2 separate regions of the Homo sapiens genome follow, and region 1 is linked to region 2. Evidence: read pairs that join two places in POLR2A ChIA-PET (ENCODE). Cell type or tissue: OCI-LY7. All regions are shown on one strand. Each heading gives the region's core, and the rest is flanking DNA. Links, peaks and the distances in the headings are about the cores only. Region 1 overlaps ADGRD1 (adhesion G protein-coupled receptor D1). Region 2 has its middle 13 kb from the start of RAN.

Region 1 (2,915 bases), core at 144-2,643, 120 kb after region 2:
GTGTGTCAGTAATGTGTTACTGTCCTAAACATGGAAGAAGGAAATGATGGTTTTTTCCCCATGAGAAATGTGTACTTGGTTCATCCTGGTCATTTCATGTAATATGTATTTTTTTTTTCTTTACCATCCCATCATTCTTGAATGACAATAGAAAGCTTTTTATGTTAAAAGTCACTGGATTTAGTAAGAAAAAGGAGAATACATGACAATATGTACTTCATGATTAAGGTGCAGAAAAAAAGCTTCTCTTGTTCTCTTTACTCAAAATAGCTAGAAAGGAGAATGAAATAATTTTTCCTATATTTCTGAAAATAACTTGATTGTACTTATTTAAAAAGAAAACAAATAAATAGTTGTGGAGAAGTTAGAAAATGCAGATAATAAAAAACAAAATAAAAATCACTTCAAATCCTAAAACTGAGATTATTAACATTCTTGTATATTTCCTTATAGTCTAGTTTTCAATTCACTTATATATGTATTCAACAGATATACTGTATATTTGACTTAATTTGTTTTTCCTTAATTATGTCAATAACACTTTCCAATGATACTAAGTATTCACCTGCAACACTGTATTAGTCAGGACAGGCCAGGGTGCACTGCAGTAACAAATAGATCCCTACATCTCAGTGGCTCAGCACAGTAGAAATTTACTTCTCTGCCATGCAAAGTCCAGAGTGAGTCAGAGGAGCCTCTTCTCCACCCAGATACTCAGGGATCCTGGCTCCATCTGTCTTCCGGTGCTGGCTTCTCAATATGTGGTTTCCAAGGTTGCCAGGCAGGGGCAGAGAAGGGTGAGGAGGACTCTTAACTGCCTTGGCCCAGAAGGGTCCCAACCACACCACCATGATATTAAAGTGCTCATTCTCCTAAGCCCTGATAATATTTGAAAATGTTTGCCAGTTTGAGGGCAGAAGTGGCATTTTATTCTCTCATTATTAATAAGATTGCGTTAGAGTTTACATTTGATAAACTTTTGTTTGAATAATTTCAAGTGGAATGAGATTAGGTTTAACAGTGGCAAAGGGAGAAAAAAAGGCTCAAGAATGTAAGATGGATACAGTCTTACCTAGAAAACAATTCCTTTTTAAAAGGTTTGACCTCTTTCATGATTTCAAGGGGACTTTGTGTCCAAAGCTGCAGGCTGGGAACACCCAGAGGACAGCCAATGGAAGTATCCAGGCAGACGTATTTTGTGCATGATTTTAATTAACTGCTTTTGAATGCAAAATATGCAAATCTGTTACAAAATATGAATAACCAGGAAACTGTCCAGACTCAGGCAGGGTCCAATATGCATTAAAGAGAATGCATGAATCGGTCTCTACCCCACAGAACTGCATGCCAGAAACACAGACTTCCATGTGCTTAACTGGGCCTGGTGACTGAAATCAGGCTATGGGCCTAAAAGCAAATATCTAAAATTGGCCTCAGCATTCTATTTCCAGCTCATGAGGCTCTTCTGAAGTGCGTGTTTGTGGGAGAATGCTGAGGACTTAGCAGCAGGCAGGTGCTTCCCCAGAAAGGCAGGAAGAGAAGCAGTGAAGGCAGAGCTCACTGGCCCAGCTCAGCAGGGCTTAAGAGAGGCCTCTCCCCTGGTGATGTGTGTCTGAGGATGAGGGCCCCCTGCTTTCTTGGGGGCAGTGTCTACCAGGATCCTCTGCTCTGGAACTCAGAAAGGAAAGAGGGCTCTTGGAGTAGAAGGCAAGCTCCTGGGAAGTCAAGGCAGCCAGAGATAGCTCTGGGTGCCGGCACCTCGGAAGCAGCCACCCTTCATGGAGAAGGGGACAGAGCTGCTGGTGTCCCCATCCCAGAGTGGACCTGGGGGCGATCAGCCCCTCCTCGTGAAGCACAGGGAGGTAGGGGGAGGGTCTGGGATGTGCTGAGGGTCCCTCTGTGAGTTCAGGGAGGAGGCAGGACCAGGAGTTGGGTCCCCTCAGTCCCCGTGTCTAAGTGTAGAAATGCAGGAGCCGGCGATGGCTGGGGTGATGGGTCCACCTGGGCTGTGTCCATGCTCCGTGAGCTCAGTCGGGTGTGTGGCCTCCGTGTGGTCCCCTCCTGATCCATGGGAAGGGGCAGTTGTGTGACTTCTTCCTCCCTCGTGGCCAACGTGGGGAAACTTGATTTTGTGTGCCTGGTGCACCTGCCTGGTGCCCTGGCTGAGTGGGGTGGATTTTCATGGCTCCTGGTGCTTGTGTTGCTGCAGGACAGCGCCGTGGTACTGAGTCTCATCGACACTATTGACACCGTCATGGGCCATGTATCCTCCAACCTGCACGGCAGCACGCCCCAGGTCACCGTGGAGGGCTCCTCTGCCATGGCAGGTAGCTGTCGCTTGTAAGGGTGAGCCACATGGCAGGGGCGGGGGCTGGAGGCTGCGTTTCACTGCCTGTCTTTTTACACCCTTAGCAGAGAGCCATGCTCTGTCTCCCTGACTGCTCTGCCTGGCACAAACCACATTTGGAAGGAAAACCCGTGGTCAGATGAGGGCAGGTGTGTTCGGCCATGATATGCAGATGGGGCCCATAAGCTTTTCCCAGTGACTTGGGAGCCAAGCTCCTGCCCTGGGATGATGGTCTCGGTTCAGAGCAGGAGGCAGAAGCAGCAGTGCCTGCAAGAGTCTGTGGAATAAAAGGGGTGGCCTCGGGTTTCTGGCGTCAGCTTGCTCTCAGCTGGGCTCCAGGGTAATTGTCACAGTTGTCTAATTGTAGAGGCAGAGGTGATGACCTTTCGATTTTAAAAGTCTTTACCAGGAGTGCATTATCCTGCTGATACTTCGCTGCAAGAGCCGAGCTGGGGAAAATGGGCTGAAGCTACAGGGGTTAGTTTAGTCGCAGTTTGTTGGCCGTGTTGCCCTCGCCTGCTGCGCTTGGGGAGGAGCCGATGTCACCGCATCGCTGAGCACAGCCCAT
Region 2 (2,915 bases), core at 203-2,702:
AAAGGGGTTGGGACTTGAACATGTCCTTTTGGGGGACACAGTTGAACCTACAGCTGTGGTGAGTAAGTGTCTCCAGGCTTTTGATCTCCAGAAGCGTGTTACTACATTCTCCTTTCCATCTCGTGTTGTACATGTGCAAGAGTTTCTCTTGGCTGGACACACACACGCATACACAGAATTGAATGGCTGGATCAAAAAGACATTTACAACACATGCTCACCAAAGGAATGTTGCAAAATGTTCCCCAGTTTGTAACGTCTCTTTTCACTTAAAGTCTTCCTGATTCACAAAAGTTGTTAATTTTAATATGGTTCAACTTATTGATACTTCTTTCAGTTCATGTTTAAAATATCCTTTCCTATCCCATAGTTGAAAAGATATTCACTTACATTTTATTTTATTTTATTTTTTGTGGTGGAGTTTCGCTCTGTTGCTCAGGCTGGAGTGCAATGGCCCGATCTCTGCTCACCACAACCTCCGCCTCCTGGGTTCAAGCAATTCTCCTGCCTCAGCCTCCCGAGTAGCTGGGATTACAGGCATGCACTACCACACCCGGCTAATTTTGTATTTTTAGAAGAGACGAGGTTTCTCCATGTTGGCCAAGGCTGGTCTCGAACTCCCAAACTCAGGTGATCCGCCCACCTTGGCCTCCCAAAGTGCTGGGATTATAGGCTGGGCCACTGAGCCCAGCCTTTCACTTACACTTTATACTAGGAATTTTTAAGTTTTGTTTTTGACAGATGAACCTTGATCCATCAGGAGTTGCTTTTTGCATATAGTGTAAGATAGGGATTTTCTTTTTCTTTTCTTTTCTTTTTCTTTCTTTCTTTTTTTTTTTTTTTTTTTTGAGACAGAATTTCACTCTGTCACCCAGGCTGGAGTGCAGTGGCACGATCAAGGCTCACTGCAGCCTTGCCCCTGCAGTCTCAAGCAATCTTCCTGCCTCAGTCTCCCAAGTAGCTGGGACTACAGGTGTGCACCACCATGCCTGGCTAATTTTTTTTTTTTTTTTTTTTTTTTTTTTTGGTAGAGATGGGGTTTCACCATGTTGTCAGGCTGGGCTCAAGTGATCTGCTCACCCCGGCCTCCCAAAGTACTGGGATTACAGGTGTGAGCCACCATGCCCAGCTGTAGATAGGGGTTTGATTTTGTCTTTTTTTTTGTGGATGACCAGTTTTTCCAGTTCCAGCTAATGAATGGTTCCTTCTGTGCTGATCTGACATGCCGTCCATCCCATGCTCACATCCATAATATGACTGTGTTGCTGGCCTCCCTGTTCTCTTCCATTGGTCAGCATGCCTTTTCCTGGGCCAGTATCACACTGTCTTAAATAATTACTATAGGCTGGGCTCAGTGGCTCACGCCTGTAATCCCGGCACTTTGGGAGGCCAAGGTAGGTGAATCACTTGAGGTCAGGAGTTTGAGACCAGCCTGGCCAATGTGGTGAAACCCTGTCTCTACTAAAAATACAAAAACAAGCCGGGCATGGTGGCACATGCCTGTAATCCCAGCTACTTGGGAGGCTGAGGCAGAAGAATCACTTGAACCCGGGAGACGGAGGTTGCAGTGAGCCAATACTGTGCCATTGCACTCCAGGCTAGGCAACAAGAAAGAAACTCTGTCTCAAAAAAAAAAAAAAATTTACTGTAGTTTGGTAAGTGCTTATATTTGATAAACCAAGTCCTATCTCTCTGTTCTTAAGAAGAGTTTTGGCTATGTTCGATGCTTCCATGAAAATTCCACAAAAAACACTGGGAATTTTGATTGAAATCACACTGAATATACAGCTATTTTTGGGAAGTGTACATATTTCCTAGGATGAATTTTGAGGAGCTGAATTGCAGGTCAAAGACTGTATGAACACAGAGACTTTTGACAAACATCATCCAGTTGCTTTTCACTGGCTGTACTAAGCTACATATAGGCAAGAACTTGGCCGGCTCACCTTTATGTCTTGAGCTCCTAGCTCAGTGCCTGAAACACTTATCAAACCAGCAATGTCTCTTATGCCAGCTGCACCCCAACTTCTCCAGTATAATTTTGTTTTATTTCTTATTTTTATTTTTATTTTTTTGAGATGGAGTCCCGCTCTGTCGCCCAGGCTGGAGTGCAGTGGTGCGATCTCAGCTCACTACAACCTCCACCTCCCAGGTTCAAGCGATTCTCCTGCCTCAGCCTCCTGAGTAGCTGGGATTACAGGTGGGCACCACCACGCCCAGCTAATTTTTGTATTTTTAGTAGAGACGGGTTTCACTCTGTTGGTCAGGCTGGTCTCGAACTCCTGACCTCAGGTGATTCTCTCACCTTGACCTCCCAAAATGCTTCCAAGCTTTGGCATTTATGAAGAAAGCAGCTATAAACATCCAGGTGGAGGTTTTGTCAGGACCTAAGCTTTCAGCTCATTTGGGTAAATACCAAGGAACAGGATGGAGGAATCATATGGTAAGATACTGTTTAGTTTTGTAAGAAACTGCCAAACTGTCTTCCAAAGTGGCTGTACCGTTTGCATTCCCACCAGCGATGAAGGAACGTTCCTGTTGCTCCACAACCTCGCCAGCCTTTGGTGTTGTCCGTGTCCTGAATTTTCACCATTCCAATAGAAGGTGCTGTTTTCTGCTGGTTATGTTTAGAGATATTCATGATAAAAAGTAGTTACACTTTTCAAAATTCTACTAGAGGCCGTGTAGAAAAAGCTTGGAAGCACCCATGATGTCCTCCAGCAGGTGAAAGGATAAGCTGTGGTGCATCCAGAAATGGAATATTATTCAGCACTGAAAAGAACTCGACCATCAAGCCATGGAAAGACATGGGAGAAAAATGCACTTTACTAAGTGAAATAACCTGAAAAGGCCGCAATACCAACTATATGACATTCCAGAAAAGCCAAACCACGGAGACACTATAAAGATCAGTAG

The links. Peaks named below come from ENCODE experiments on the same cell type or tissue, not always from the same donor. Only the 100,000 strongest peaks of a DNase experiment are listed, where the experiment ranks them.
Region 1: POLR2A ChIA-PET joins it to region 2 with 7 read pairs; 3 of 35 experiments call an interaction of 5 or more read pairs at or near these places.

Annotation. Positions count from the first base shown.
Region 1 is chr12:131,000,976-131,003,890 of GRCh38, forward strand. ADGRD1 (adhesion G protein-coupled receptor D1) reads left to right here. Exons shown (of 25, transcript NM_198827.5): 10 at 2,210-2,327. Among named protein-coding and RNA genes, the nearest start is that of ADGRD1-AS1, 8.5 kb to the left of the region's middle. RefSeq lists an enhancer at 1,421-1,630. In OCI-LY7, for the core only: no CTCF peak of the experiment used is centred there; a DNase peak (open chromatin) is centred at 1,536; H3K27ac peaks cover 994 bases.
Region 2 is chr12:130,883,765-130,886,679 of GRCh38, forward strand. No RefSeq gene overlaps it. Among named protein-coding and RNA genes, the nearest start is that of RAN, 13 kb to the left of the region's middle. In OCI-LY7, for the core only: no CTCF peak of the experiment used is centred there; no DNase peak of the experiment used is centred there.